2 separate regions of the Mus musculus genome follow, and region 1 is linked to region 2. Evidence: chromatin loops called from intact Hi-C (ENCODE). Cell type or tissue: heart. All regions are shown on one strand.

Evidence for each region. Hi-C counts contacts between places; a loop is a spot of excess contacts. Peaks named below come from ENCODE experiments on the same cell type or tissue, not always from the same donor. Only the 100,000 strongest peaks of a DNase experiment are listed, where the experiment ranks them.
Region 1: it touches region 2 in a loop (7-fold over the local background); 10 of 42 quality-filtered maps call a loop at or near these places.

The regions. Positions count from the first base shown.
Region 1 is chr8:78,814,126-78,822,125 of GRCm38, forward strand. It overlaps Lsm6 (LSM6 homolog, U6 small nuclear RNA and mRNA degradation associated), which reads right to left and starts at 7,027. Exons shown (of 5, transcript NM_001191004.1): 1 at 6,923-7,027; 2 at 5,862-5,960. In heart, no CTCF peak of the experiment used is centred here; a DNase peak (open chromatin) is centred at 7,026; H3K4me3 peaks cover 1,752 bases; H3K27ac peaks cover 2,295 bases.
Region 2 is chr8:79,291,687-79,299,686 of GRCm38, forward strand. It overlaps Mmaa (methylmalonic aciduria (cobalamin deficiency) type A), which reads right to left and starts at 3,275. Exons shown (of 7, transcript NM_133823.5): 1 at 3,228-3,275. It overlaps Gm4890 (predicted gene 4890), which reads left to right and starts at 3,392. Exons shown (of 2, transcript NR_045823.1): 1 at 3,392-3,821. In heart, CTCF peaks have their summits at 3,135 (motif pointing right) and 6,245 (motif pointing right); DNase peaks (open chromatin) are centred at 3,265 and 6,295; H3K4me3 peaks cover 2,789 bases; H3K27ac peaks cover 2,784 bases.

The DNA.
Region 1 (8,000 bases), 480 kb before region 2:
AGCTCTGTTCCCCATTTTTAAATAGGGTTATTTGGTTCTCTGGAGTCTAACTTCTTGAGTTCTTTGTATATATTGGTTATTAGCCCTCTATCGGATGTAGGGTTGGTAAAGATCTTTTCCCAATCTGTGGTTGCTGTTTTGTCCTATTGCTTTGCAATTTTATGAGGTCCCATTTGTCGACTGTTGATCTTAGAGCACAAGCCATTGGTGTTCTGTTCAGGAATGTCTCCCCTGTGCTCACGTGTTCGAGGCTTTCCCCCACTTTCTCTTCTATTAGATTCAGGGTTTTCCACTGAACCAAAAGCTTACTGGTTTGGCTAGACTGGGTGGGCAAGGAGCCCTCCAGCGCCCGCCCTCGTCTGTCTGTCTGTCTCTGATCTCCAGTGCTAGAGTTATAGGGCCCTTGACGGCTTGACTAGGGATGACCCCATAGACTCACGTGTTTGAATGCTTGGCCAAAGCAAGTGGTACTATTAGGAGGTGCGGCCTTGTTAGAGGAAGTGTGTCACTGGGGGGGGGGGGGCTGAGGGGGGCTGAGGTCTTAAATTCTTGTGTGAATTCCTGGCTATCTGCAGAACAAGATGAAAAACTCTCAGCTCCTCCATCACTATATCTGCCTGGATGCTGCCATGCTTCCTGCCATGATGATAATGGACTAAACCTCAGAAACTAGAAGCCAGTTCTAATTAAATGTTTTCTTTGATAAGAGTCGCCTTGGTCATGGTGTCTCCTCACAGCAATGACACCCTAGTTAAGACAGGCATGCTGTCATACCAGGCTTTTCACAAGGGTGCAGGTCCGGGACCTGAGGTCTTTATGCTTACTCAGCAAACCCTTTTCTGGCAGCCACCTCCCTAGCCCTAGCAGGTACTGCTTTATCCTCAGTTTACAGGTAGCTAAACACCCACTCAAAGCCAGAGAGTTAAGTTAGATTTTGAATTGTTCAGTTACAATTATGGCAGGAGTGCTCTAAGTAACAAGGGGAAAAGTCTTGAAAATTCATTTCTAAGAGTCAAACACAGAACAGAATTGCATACCCAAATTTACTGGACCAGGAATATCAAAGTTGGCCATCATATCTTACAAACTTTACTTGTGCAATAGCTACCTCTCAAAAATATTCAGTAAATAAAGAAAAATACTAGTCACTCAAGCAAAAATTATAGAGACTAGAAACTGGTTTTTGTTTCAGTGAAGTTCAGTGACCTCTTATGTAGCATGAGACTTAAAAGCTGGTATAGACATATTATTTTAAACACTCACTGCTCCTCCAATTCTACATTTTTGTTTTCAATAAAACTACACTTTCTCTATAGATAGTACTGCTGACTTCCCCCCAGTGTCCGCCCGGCCCACTCGGTGCTGCGAAGCTGCTCCCCAGTCCCATGCATGCAGGCTTAGCCACTTGGTGAAGCTGGAATGCCATGCGGCAGATTTTTCATCAGTTCAACAAAAGTGTAAAGGTACAGACTGTGCAAGGCAACGTAAGGATACATGCCAGAGTTTTACCTTAGGAACAGAGACTCCAGAAGTTAAGCACTCTCTTAGGAGGCATGAACAAATCAAAGGGACAATAATCTAAGGAAAACAATTCTCTTTACCCAAGAAGCCAAGTACTCAGGTAATCCTGGGCCATTCACAGCTGATACCCGCAAGCCTTCAAAGATTAAAGAAAGAAATTCATCAACTGATTATTTTGCTCAGCAAATGTCAATGTTTCCACTGAGCTGCCAGTTCATGTCTTAGCTCTGCAATCTTAATTAAGAGCTGAAATTACAACTGCCACTGGCTACACAACAATTTTATTTATGTTGTTTTGAGTTTATAGAGAAAATGGTAACTACTGTGACAGGTTCAGTACTTTTTCATGAGTTTAGTATAAACAAATCTTCTGCTCACCTCTAAGCCACACATCCGTATTGTGTACACATGCTGCTTGTTCTACAGCTAAACACTGCTACAGACACTATTAACCTTGAAGGCCCAGAGTCCTCTCGAGTCCAACCAGAGGCTAAATCCCACGACTCCAGTTCCTTCATGTACAATCAGAAATACAAAGAGCATCTATTTTGCATTAAAAATCAAACCCCAAAACAAAACCTAGTATGAGAGGAAAGCTGGTTTGGTGGGTAAGGGCCTATTGTTTCAGTGTGAGACCCTGGGTTTGGCTCCACAGGACCATTAGAAGGTAGGTGCCCGGAGACACACCTGTAACTCTGGCACTAGGGGCACCAACAGGAGGCCCCAGGGGACTTGCTAACTAGCCTCGCCTAGCCAAAACACTGAGCTCCAGCTTCCCTGAGAGGTCACGTGAGGAGCTTTGTAGAGCCCATTAAAGTCAACCCCTGGCCTCCAAATGGAATGTATACACACATACCGCTAACCCCAGGCACACACTCTCATATTCTAAGTAAAATCCATGTTTTTGAAAACAAAGTTCATAGTAAATGTAGGAAATTTTTTCAGCTTAATACTGCATGTTAACTGGGGGAAGAAAGGGAAACTTATTTAAAGGTAAGTCCCTGTAGTGTCCTATTCCATAGAGAAAAGTCAGGGTAAGCAGATGCAGACTCTACTTACAGTGTTGTTCAGATACTTAAACAAGGTTAAAAGATGAATGCAAACACATTGGCCTTTGAAACTATATGTTATAACATATGTACACACATACTGACCACATGTGGATTGATTGTGCATTTCTCTACACTAAAAAGTCTACAATTGAATCAGAGAGATTGCTCAGTGGTTGATATGGACTTCTCTTACAGAGGACCCAGGTTTGATTCCCAGAACTTACCCAGGTGACACACAACTGCTTGTAACTTCAGTTCCAGGGAATGCAACATCCTTCGACCTCAAAATGTAGGGATTATTAATTTCACCTCTACCTATACCATTTATGCTTTAGGACGAAAAAAGTGGTGAAAAAAAACCTATAAACTAGGCTTGACAGTACTCAGTGCTTTAAAACTGTTAACTGTCTGTACCCTTCTCTCTGTTAAGCTTGGTCTTTATTTCAGTTAACATCCACCTCTTCCGAGGGCAATTCACACTTCATGGAGGGCTTACTAAGCCTCCATTGCAGGGAAGACGTGGTTTGGGTCCCTGGCACTTCCTCTCCAGAGAGAGAAACACACCAGTATCGACATATCTCACAAAGGCTGCATGACTGGGATGGAATTATGTACAGAGGGCTACCAAGACAAGACTGAGCCCAGACATGGCACATCAGAGGAGGGTTTCTGAACCCTTGAGCCAAGTTGGACATAGGCCACCAGCCTTATTTAGCAAGGGCACTGAGTCTCTGGCTTTGAAAGTACAATCTACCCTGCAAAAGGAGACAGGTGGCTGTAGGAGTGCAGGGCCACTTTCGCCCCTGGGTGAGAGACCAAGATTTCTGGGTTAGCCTCCCCAGGGTCAATTATCCGATATTAGCTAGCTGGATACCATGGTAGGAGGGCACAGGAAAACCCTACGCAGCAATCTTCTTGGTTCTGCTTCCTATTTAGGTGGCAGAGCCACAGCAATAGCTCTGGACTCCTGCTTCCCTGTGTGTCCACAATCTACACTGTATAGGAAGATAGGCGCTTTGCTCAGAAGACTTCAGGCCACATGAGAGGAGGAGCTGGACGCAAACCCCTCATTTGTTCTCTAGCGTACTTTCTGCTCGGTGGTTTGAAAGGATGCTTTTGAAGTTATATGGAACAAGTATGGTTGACTCAAACTCGATTTATTCATCACACAGGAAGCCAGACCCTTTGCATTAGTCTTCATTAGGCTTCCTTGGTACACCCTGTTACTTAATGACTTGCCCATAAATCCATTTTGTACAAGTAAATTGGTCTTGACACCACAATTTTTTCCATCACTTGGCTCAAGTAATTTTAAGTTTTCATCTTTTAAATTGGATAAGGCAGAAGGAATAGTTCTGACAATTTCTGAAGCAAGAGATAAGACTCTTGAACCATAAACACAAGAAAAAGAGTTCCTTCTGCCAGGGTCACCTTGGCAAAAGTTCTTCCTTCAAAATTAGATACACTCATGTCTACGGCTGCAGCATCACCCTCTCCTGCCTCCTATGCAGGCCCGTGTAAGTAACCTATTTTCATAAGTGCATGGTCATGGCACTCTATTTCCTGAGAGAAGCCACTAAGAGGTCTAGTAAGAGAATATTTGCTCTACAGCAACTTTTTTCATAGTTAAACAATGAAGTAAAGGGAAGGGCACATGCAGTGTGTGTATCAAACTGTATTCACCCAGTGATATATATTAGCCATGTTAGACTCAGTCTCCAAAGAGACTTTAAAAATTCAAGAGGACAAGAAAAATCTCACTTCTCTAGTAGTCTTGGCACCTGAACAGACTGTGTGTGGAAGAGGCATTCAAAGATGGTATCAGAAAGTCCAATCCCTCCCTTACCCGTCTACAACCATAGCTACTAAACAGGCATGGCTACTAAAGCATCATGCACGCACTTCAACAGCTACGAGCCTGCAATTCTTTTCTAACAACCATTAAATACTAAAAGAAAGGAAAACAGAAATGCTTGGTGGTCAGAGCCAAGCCTAGGAAGAAGCCTGGTCACATACAGATTTCTGACACTTACTCAGTGTTTGCTTCTTACTGCATGTTTTTCTCGTTTGTCTTATGTAGTGGGGCGGGGCAGAAGCAGCTGCTCCAGCGTGCATATGATGTCAGAGGTCACCCTTGCGAGGTGTCCAGGTTTGGCCATGAGTGCCCTGACAATTGGGTTACTTAGGCTAACTCCTAAAAGCAAGCTGCTCTCAACCAGAGGTGACTTTTGTGCCTCACCCTGGGGACATTTGAAAATGTCTACAGTCTGTACTGTCACTACAGGAGAGTGGTAACTAGGATCTAGTTTACAGAGGTCAGGGATGTCCCTCAAGACTCTACAGTGTACAGCAGTGGTTCTCAACCTCCCTAATGTGTGAGCCCTTAACACAGTTCCTCATGGTATAGTGAGCCCAACCATAAGGTTAATTTTATTGCTACTGTTATGATTTGTAATGTAAATCTCTGATATGCACATGCAATTCCCGAGGAAGGGTCGCCAGACACCCCCAAAGGGGCTGTGACCTTGGGGTGGGAACTGCTGGCTCAGAGGACAGCACTCTACAACGAAGGACTGAGTGGTGGGAGTGGTTCAACACGTCAGCTGACAGAAATGCTGCCAGGGAGCCCTAGCCACCACCTCGTTCCCTCTCTCTCGGTTTTCTGGCTTAAACACCACGGGATTTTAGGAAAGGCGAGCCTTGGCGTGAGAACCAGATGCTGAGTAGGCAAGCCCCTCTGTGTCTGTGGGTTTAAAGTGTTTACGGATCCAGCCAACCTTGCCTCACCTGGTAAAATGAAGCTGTAATTACTTGTCCAGCGGTCTCTCTGCTACCCAGACACAGACTTTCCCCTTGCTGTACTCCCTAAGCAATACTCTACTGCAACCAGTGACATTAAATGGCACGTTGTGAGTAATCTAGAGATGATGTGAAGGGCACAGGAAGACTGCACAGTTTATATGTAAACACAGAGGAAACCTGAACGTCCATGCACTTTTCGGTACTGGGAGGGATAACAGTAGCACTTATCAGAAGTATCTGATCCCAACACGGGGAAGCTGGAAGCAATCGTCAAAGTCTTGAAAGGGTTGACCTTCAAAAAAATAAATAAATTTCTAGTGCTGAACACAAAAATGTAACTTTTCTATTTTCCAGTCCCTCAATCCAAAAGTAGAAAATAAGCCAGGGAGTTAAAAACAAAACAAAACTTTCTTTAAAGAAGTTCTATTATCTAGTAGGCCACCCTTCAGTGAGAGAAGAGCTGCTGCAGTCGTTAGGGGTACTCACTTGGGAGGCAGGAAACCTGAGTTCTAATCTCTGCTACTTAATTATCTGTGCAGCTTGCGTAACTCATCACCATTTCACCTGTCACGGCCCCAGGCTCATCTGCAAAATAAGGAAGTTAGGCTAGATGGGTACTGGCTGTCTCTTCCTGTTCCAGCATCTGATTAACATGTGCAGTCAGTCAGTCAGTCTGTCTCTCTGTCTGTCTCTGTCTGTCTGTCTGTCTGTCTGTCTCTCTATCTCTCTCTCTCTCTCTCTCTCTCTCTCTCTCTCTCTCTCACACACACACACACAGTCACAGCCTGCAAGTTCAAACTCCCAATAGTAATTCCAAAGTGAGGCTGTGCTTTGCTACTTTAGAACCACAGTAGGCCCTTTCACGGTTTTGAAGAGCCAAATAAATTACTAACACTTTAAGAAAAACCAGTCTCGCAATGTGCAAGAACCATCTATGCTAGTAATTGAAAATTTGAGGAATAGAAGTTAAGGCATCACGATATCGTTCGGGATGCGAAAATGAAGCAAAAAACTCACACCCAAAGACGTCAGCCTGGGAAACAGCTGAATAATTTATGAGATCCACACAATAAAACAGGGGGCCCAAACGAGATCAATGAATTTTAAAATCACAACTTGTCTCATTTTAATGTAAGTATAAAACTAAATACTGGTGTGTGGTTAAAAAACTTGGTGGTCTTAGCTGAAACAGAAACAGGCCCACACAAGAGAAAGGGAGTTGGTGTGCCGAGGCCGTCAGCAAGGACCATTTCCTCCGCTCGTCTGTATTTACTTTCCGTCGCGCAGGGCTCGCGGGTGGAGGAGGGCGCCGAAGTCGCGCGCCACCGTAACCCTGGGCGCTCACCCCAATCGGCGCGAAGCGCGCGCGCCACGGGAGCGCGCCCGGCACCGCGAGCCCGCGTGGCCCAGACCAGCGAGCATCTCCTGGGACGCAGGCCCGGCTCGAGCCGCTCCCCGCCAGCCCGGACCATCCGCGGCCTACGCCAGCCGCTCCCACCCGGAGTGCCTGCCCGCACCCATTCATTCCTCCCAGGCCGCGGGCTCACCTTGCAGCCGGATCCAGAACGCTCACAGGCCGGGCTTCCGCGGACGCGCGCGCCGAAAACCGAAACCGCCCCCGGCAGCGGCTTTCCCATCTCACCCAATCAGCGTCCTCCTTGCCTATGGCGACCCGCGGGGATCAAAAACAGTCAGAACGCGTTAGTGAGCTGGCTTCCAAGACCGGGTTTGTTTAATGGTACCGTCGGCACCCAGCCAGGGCTTGAAGTAAAGGTCCGATATTCTGATATTCTCTCTTTTGCCAGAAAATAGAATACGAAAGCAAAACAACCAACCAAGAGCTAGAAGTGATCTTGTGTGTGTGTGTTTACAGTAAAGAACCTTAAAATATTAAGAAACGGAAACTTACAGTTAAAACGATGGCTGTTGAGCACCCCGAAATAGCCTTAAATAATTTAAAACAAATACAAGTTAAAAGCCTCAAACCCTCAAACTAACTTCTGCATATAAATTAAATGTATGAAGAGATTGTTTCCATGGGAATGCTGAAACAAAAAAATAATTCAAGCAACTCTGAATTATAACGGCATCAATTAGAAAACGTTACAAATTAGTTTAATTGGAAACTGCATGCAGATACTATTTAAGTAGTGTATGGGAACTTGGTTAGGGATACTTCATGAATTCTTAATGCATGCTTTTTATTTATGGAAGAAAAAAAGTCACAGGAAGACAATTTCTTCTACCCCCACGATCTCTTTATATTTTAACTTATATTTTATATTTATATTTTAAATTTTAATTCTGTTTCTGTTGTTTAACATTCAACAAAGTTATAATACCTTCAAACAACAGCTACATAACCCTGATAAGTGTTACAGGATCTAAGATGCAGAATTGTTTTCTGAAACACAAAGTGGATTCCTCCTTTTCTACGTGCCTTTGATTGATATCCTGGACAGTGATCTACCTGCCTTTGGTTGATACCCCAGACAGTGAACAACTGGGTGGAATTTGGAAAAGAACAGGAACATCCTTCTGTCTGTCTGTAAAATTCCAGTTGATGTCAAGACCAAATAATTACAGACATTGATCAAACAGCATTTTAGGCTCTTGAAATATAAA
Region 2 (8,000 bases):
AGATAATAACATTTTAAGTTCACATCTACTTTTCACAAAAGTGACTTATTCTTTCTTCTCCATTATCCACATCTCTCTAATGTTGTAGGTTTCAAGCTGTGTATGCTATAAGACATATATTTACAATACACATGCACGAATGCATGAAACACAAATGTCACTCGATAACATGTATCCCTTTTATAGATAATCCTCCCGAGCACTGTTTCTTCTGGTTTTCTACCGCAGCCTGCAATGAGTACACTGTGAAGTCTGGAAGCCCACAGTCTACCAACGCCACCTCTCACACATTCTCTACTCATCCTCCACGCTATCAGGCATCTCATGCTCATATACTCTCCTTCAAACCTACCTTCAAGGCTCCCCCTGCCTTACCTTAAAAATAAAAATGTTTTCTTCTATGACTGTGCAATGGCACAGTCAATAAATACTTATGCAGAAGCTACCATATGCAGGGCCCTGGGCTAGACCTTGGAATGTACTGGCATATGGGTCAGAAATGACTCCTGGTGGCATCAAGTTTACAATCCAGGCAAGCAGTGATGACATAAATACCTTATATTCCTCCATGAATTCTTGACACCCCCTCCTCCTCAACCTTTGCTTTCCTGCTGTCTCCATTCTGTGTGTACAGACTCCAGAGGCAGCTACGCTCTTTCCCAGAGTGGCTGTCACCATAGTCTTTCCATGTGGGACATGCTCTTTCTCATTATCTCACAAAACCCTCTTCATCCTCCAGGAACCATAGTGTGATTACTCCCCCAGCCTGACAACCCTCATCACAATGTACAGTGGTAACTTTTAAGATGGCAGTCTACTATAAACCATGGGTGCTCTGTATCTATAGCTCGTTCGCAGAATCAAAGAATATATGTAATAATTTTACGTTAGTCCATAACTCCATTACACTGACTGCTAATTGATATTTTGAAAGCAGAACACTTGTAAATGTGTGTTTTTCCTTTAAAAGTCTGATCCATACCCACTTTTCTGCATTGGGAGTTTGCTCAGCAGCAGGGCCTGACTTGGGATATTTGTCTTGGAACTGAGCAAGTGAATATTCTTAATGTCAGTAATTACCATGACAAGAAAAGGCATTTTAAACCCAATCAGTGTCTATGATATAGTACAATACACACAGGCCACACAATCACCCGGTGTGTAACTGATTTTGATTTGGAAACTATGTTGTCAGATACCACTAGCCTGCTTATCATCTCCACCCCTGCTCAAAGCTTCACCTCTCCCTTTCAAGTTTTAAAATGGTTTTACAGAGTGGTTAAGGTGGTCGCTGATAAGTGAGGGTAACACAGAACACACTCACTGCCTCGGGAGGGCTTCTCTGAGGTTCCTGTCTACTTTATCTTTCACTATTTCCAGAAAGAGTCACATGTCCAAATTTCTACTCTGAGGTCAATTTGTGCTGGGACCCTCTCACCATTAAATGTTGTTATTCATTGCTCTGGAAATCTGCAGCATTAGTGAGACTAGCACTGGTAACTGAGCCCTCTTATGGTCTCAGGCTCTTCTTGTGCAAATATAAGCAGGCCAGGGGAATAGCAAGTGTGAATAATGGCTGTGCACTCGGGCAGGACCTGGTGCCAAGTTCGTGCTGATCAAGAATGAGAAACACTGCCCTTCTCCACTCTTTCTCCAGTGCCCTTGGACTGCTCAGTAAGATCCATCTTGGAACATGAATCTAGCTTCTTCTGTTCAAATTCCTCCGCGTCCTAGCACAGTGATCTCCCAAACCAGACCAGGAGTACCTGTGAGAGGGAACGCTCAGGCCCCACTCCAGGCATTCTGACTAGGGGAGTGGGCCCCCACTGCAAGCATTCTTAAGCCTTCTGTGTGACACTGATGCCCTAGAACCAAGTCCAATAGTCTGTTTCTGCTGCACAATTTTCTCATACTCTCCTTTCAGACCTCCTTCCTCTAAGGAGACTTGGTCTTCCAAACCTAGTACTTACTTTCCCAATTTCCCACATTCCAGATTTAACTGGTCTCATCTTTCCTCTTCTACAACATTTCTCCTCTGCTTAAATCCACTCTTCTCTTAAATCCTCTCCTGATGATCCTGGCTTTGGGGAAATCTTTCTTCTCTAAATCAAATTATTCTGAATACTAACTTAGGTGATACCCGGCTCACAGAGGGTGCTTGTTAACTCAACCCAACACCAATCACATTAAAACCAACGGGAGGATCACATAAAAATATAGATACTTGTTCCTTATTCCAGAAAACTCAGATCTCTGTAGAAGACCCGTGGCAATGAATGATTTTAAAGCACTGATTTTAAAGCAATGTTCAACACCTTTCTTACATACAGCAAGACTAAATGTCTACTTTTCCCACATGACATCAATCAGCTGGGGCAAATTCCAACCATTCACTTGCTCCATCCATTCCAAATATATTCTTATGACACCCTCACATTTTGTAATCACCATTTACGTTCCTCATGATTATATAACTTTCCATGTTTATAGTCTCTAATAGGAAACAAAGCCTTAAAAGAACCATCCTAATAAAAATACTATTTCCTTGAATATATTTACTTCGTCAAAGAACTTTCGAGACATTGTAGATAACCCTCCAAACGTTTTGTTTCTCCTGGAAATTGGTTTTCTACTAGCTTAGCCACTTTTTATAGTTTCTTTGTTCTCCAAAATATATGCAAGGGAACTGTTAAGAAAGGCGACAGTAAGAAACCCTTTTCTTAGGCTCTCCTTCATTTTTCAAATGAGAAACATATCTGAAGTTGGCATGTCTTCTGTGGAACGCTACCGGCGCGGTCGCGACGGTGTTTGGCAACCCAGACACCGCTTTGTGACTCCCAGTGAACCCTGCTTTATAACCTGCAAATCTGTATTCCTTCCCCTCTGAGGGGTCTGCTGCTCCCTTCCGCAGGCGGAGCTCCTTAGCACTGAACAGCCTCCGGGCCTGGCTCCTTCCGCGCTGCCCGAGACGAGCTCACAAACCGGCCCACGAGAACCTGACAGCAGCGACTGCGACGCCTTTCTTATGTAAGGAAAAAGCGCTCAGTCCCTTCCAGTCCTTCCTGCAGGCCCCACCACATCCACCCCGCCCCCGACTCAGCCACATCCTCCTCGGCTGCCCCCCGCGAGCCTCCAGGGGGCGCCCCCGACAGCGGGGCTGACCCCGGGCGGAGGACGCACCGCGGCCCCGACTCCTGGCCTCCGCGCGCACCGGGCCCCACACTCACCCTCGCGAGGCCGCGCAGCAGAGCACCGCCCCTTCCGCCCACTGCTCCCGCCCTGCTCGCTCCTTCCGCCGCCGGCGGCACGCAGGCGTAACGCGACGCCCCGCGCAGGCGCAGTCGCTTAGCGAAGGCTGTCCCGCGGCGGGCGCAGGCGCGGGTGGCGGGGTGTGCTTGGGCGGGAAGTGGGTGGTGAGGGCCGCTCTGGGCTCAGCGTTCCCCACCTGGAATGCGTCCTGGCTTCGGCTGGCCCGGCCCAACCCTCAGCGGCCGCGGTGCCCAGGCCCACTCCTTCCGCGCCTGGAAACGTGAGACGGGTCACTGAGGACGACGTAGGCAAACTTTGCAGAGCACGTTGCCACCTGTTGGAGTAGCCGCTCCAGCCCCAGTCGAAATGCACGGCCGAACAATGGCAGTTCTGAGTGGCTCAGGGGCCCACACTTTCTTTAAAACCGATGCACTCGTAGTAATATTTCTTATGCCCCACATCCAGAGGCCTGTGCTCACCACCTCAGCAGTGCCCGGGGAGGTTCGCCAGGCGTGGGCAGGCTCTCCCTTGAAAGCACCTGACCTGGTTCTACCTTGCACTGGGGCTGAATGGTAATTAATTTTTTTATTTGTGTTTTTGAGATAAGGTCTCTCTGGCCGACCTGGAACTCCCTAAAACCATGCTGGTTTACATACTACCTGGCTCTGCCTCACAAATGCTGGGGTTAAAGGTGGGCCCCACCGCGCCACACTGTAGCTAATTTAAAAAAAAAAAAATTACTGAAGTCATGAGACCTACAAATTTCAGGCAGTCCAGAAGGAAAGTGTGTGGAGACAGAGAAAGGTACGATAGTACGTTAAAAACAGGCAGCTTAAACAGCAGCGGTAAGTGCTCCTTTAACTCGTCCACCGTAAGTTTTAAATGTTTAAAAGCAAAGTTGTTGGGACTGGAGCTATGGCTCAGAGATTAACATTAACGTAAGAACATATTGGCTGCTCTTCAAAGGAGCCAGATTGGGTTCCCAGTGCCCACAGGGAGGTTCACAGCCATCCAGTTCCAAAGAAATCACTGCCCTCCTCTGGCCTCTGAGAACACCAGGCACACATGTAGAGCACATTCCTACTTGTAGATACATAAAAATATTTTTGAAAATTAAAAACCAGTGAAACTTTGTACCTAGCAATTATTAAAACATTTACAAAGAAGAAATACAAAATTCATGATACAGTAGTTTTCTTACAATCTGACCTTAACAAATGCTGCACCATGTCTAAGAGCACTGGGAAGGGTTTGGAAATGACCTCGTTATTACAAATATCATATTTAAGTCCATATATTAAGGCTTGGGAATTCACCAACCAACTTACGTAATGCATATAATCTTTTGGTTACTGCTCAGCGCTGTTTGCCATGGTATGTATAAGACTTGTGAGTCTTTGTAATCTGTCAGTTGTGACTTTTTAAATTTTCATTTCAACAAATTTGAGTAGCTGCCAGATACTGTTCAGGCTCCTGGAACGCCTGAGGCTGGCATGCTCAGTCCCTTTACAGCATGGCATCATATTTGCATATAACCTATTTCCATCTTTAATGTGTTTAAAGAACAGGGAGCCAGAGCAGGTGCTATAAGCCTCAGAGAATTGGAAATCACATCAGCTAGGCAACAGAGGGTCAGAATATGGATACTAATCAGATATGCCTTTGTTTCCTTCAAGGGAATTACATGGGAATCTCTTATTGTAATGCATGAACAGAGTAAGTACAGTCATCTATTTGTTTTCTATTACTGCCATAAAAGTTGGTACAAACTTAGCAATTTAAAAGAACAGAAATGTACTGTTTTCTGTAGGTCAGGGTGCAACTAACCCCCTGTGCTGAAGTCAGCTTGTCAGAGGACTTCATTCCTTTCTAGAATCTCAGAGAGAAGAGTGTTAGTTTGTTCTTTCTAGCTTCTAGAAGCCCCTGAGGTGCCTTGGTCTGTAGCCCCTTTCCTCTCCTTTCAAAGGCAGTAGCATCAGTAAAGAGGTCTTTAGTTTTTAGGATTGGTGTAACAAAATTGGGCCCACTTAGGATAATCTCACCATAGCAAGGTCCTTAATCATAGCTCCCACGTTCCTTTGCGTTTTGTAAGAAAATATATTCACAGGCTCTGGTGATGAAAGTGTGGAAATCTGTATTGGGGGAAGCTTTCCCTACCACACCTCTGGCCCCCAAAGAGTCATAATGTTCTTATGCAAAATTCATTCAGTCCTTGTTCCCAGAGGAACTGCATAGTTTCAAAGCATTACAACATCTAAGTCTAAAAAGATTAAATCATGTAAAATTTCTAAATTCAATAAGGGTGAGACTCTGGGTTTCTATCCAGGGCAAAATTATTTCCCATCTGGACCTAAGTGACTAGAAAATAAATTCTCTGCTCCCAAAGTACAAAAATAGTCATTGGAATAAGAGACAGAATTATAAGATGGTTAAAACTATCTCCTATAAAAAAGAGAAGCCAGAGTGGGGAAGCAACAGTCCCAAACAGCCTCAAATCCACCCCAGCAGTCTCCACTCAAAGTCAGGGCTACACCTCTCCTCCGTTCAAATAAGAATGTGATGGCCTTAAGGGTCATTACTCTGCCTCCAACAACCATTGCTATATTCTTTGAATTGACTGTTTTCCTACGTATCTGTATATTTGTCTTACCCACTTCATCTCTCCATTAGCCCACATCAAATGGCTAGTTACCATTAGTTACCTTTAAGTAGACACTTGATCAGTACTTTTGAAGTGCAGCATTTTAAGAAACTGCATTGTAAACCACTTCATGGGAAGTGCAAATATGCCATCTAGTTTCTGTGGAAGGGAAAGAATGCATCTCCGTTTTGTATTCAGGTCACATCTTCTCTGCAGCTAATTTACCCTAAAATCGTTCATTTCTTTCAGGCCCAAAGGCGTTTTTTTCTGGTCATTTCTATGGAATAGGCAACAATGTACATCCAAGGTTATCCTTGTGAAACCTTTTAAGGATGCTGGAAGCCCAGCTCTGCCTCCCAGCAGGTGGCAGCAGATGAGTGCTTAGCACAGGGCACTGACTTCACCCTGGTCCCCAGCCTGGTTAATGTGGTGCTGACCTTCCTTAGGGAGAAGAGCAGAGAGAATCTGGAAGCCGCCCACCTGGCAGTGTATCAGCATGTTGCCTGGTGGGGGAAGCATACTTAAATTACATAGCTAAATTTTATTGTTCATATTCTTTCTCATTTTATCTTTTCCTTTCAACTAACTGTGTTAAGGCATTTTATGTGGAACTTTTGCTGTATTTATGAGTCATGTTGGTCTGTGACTTATTTTCTAATGTCTGTCAGCAGTTTTTCTAAGACTAATGTCATTGTGCTTGCTGTCTAAGCTTATAAGATTGACATGTGTGTTAACGTACATTCCCCTGGTGTTGCCGTAGTTGAACACACTGTCCATAACCATCAATACATTAATATCCATCAGCATTAGCTAGGAATACATGCAGTGTAGCTCAAGTATTCTTATAGACAAACATGTATTTTAAGCCTTTATTGAAAAAGTCGAAGGAAAAGGTTAAAGCATCTAAGACAGGGCCAGCAAACTGTGGGGCATGGGACAAGTTAGTGTCTAGCCTAACTTTTGTGCATTGGAAAATCCTGGGGAAGTTCCTAGAGGAATAAGGATAAAGAGAGAAACTCACCATATCTGGGGGAACTGATCACTTCTCTACAGGCATAAGACAGGAAGCTTTGGTGGACCCAGGGCCAGGGCATGATGGCAGTGCCTGGGCCATATTTGGTTGTCACAGTCAGAGGTATTGTTACTAATGGAGCTGTTAAAGCCAGGGAGGCGGGTAAGCATCCTGCCATGCACACAGACATGTCCCTCAGCTTCGCTGACCTCCAAGATTACTCATCCTAAGGTTGACAATTGCTAGTTAAAACTGTCAAAGAAGAATAGTACAAATTAATTTAGACCAATAAAGTCAGATCACAATAAATGAATAAATTCATTCTAAACCAAAACTCTCTGAAGAGGAAATAGAAATTTTGAGTTAATAATTTAAAAATATTTTACAAAAACCCTCTAGACTCAAGATGGTTTCGCTGATGAAATATGTAAATATATAAAGACCATGTGATGTTAGTTATACATAAACTGGGAGAATGAGGGAGTAATGACAGCATAATCTTATAAAACCTGAGGTGTCAGAAGCAGTCATCAGCAAGTAGCATTGGAGATGCAGATGGAGAATCCTTGTACAAAATACCAGCAGATTGTCACAGCAAAATAAGAAAAAAATACAACCGTCAAATGGGGTTTATTCCAGAATGTAACTTTCACCCAACATAAATAAATCAAGCGCCTGATGGCACAGGCCTGTAATTCAAGCTTCTCTGGAGGCTAAGGTAGGGTCACAGACTCAAAGCCTGCCTAGGCCAGCTGAAGTCCAGTCAGAGACAGAAAGACAGACACCCCAGCAATAATGAACCCACTCTGGATTTCTAACCCATCATGAAAACAACTAAAACGGTAGGGGGGGGGGCTTTATTACTGCTGTCTGTGAATGACCAGGGGCCACCAGCATACTTATTGATAAATCTGTCCTAGGCCTGAATGAAATGAGGCCATCTCCTTACACAACTGCTGTTGGGCTTTGTTCCAGGGTCTCACAAGTCTTCCAGAGACAAAAATTAGAAGAGAGTTAAGGTTGTCCCTGTTTGTACAGTCTCATAATTCTGCTGGAATTAATGCTAGGTCATAGGTGAAGTTTGAACAGTATATAAAA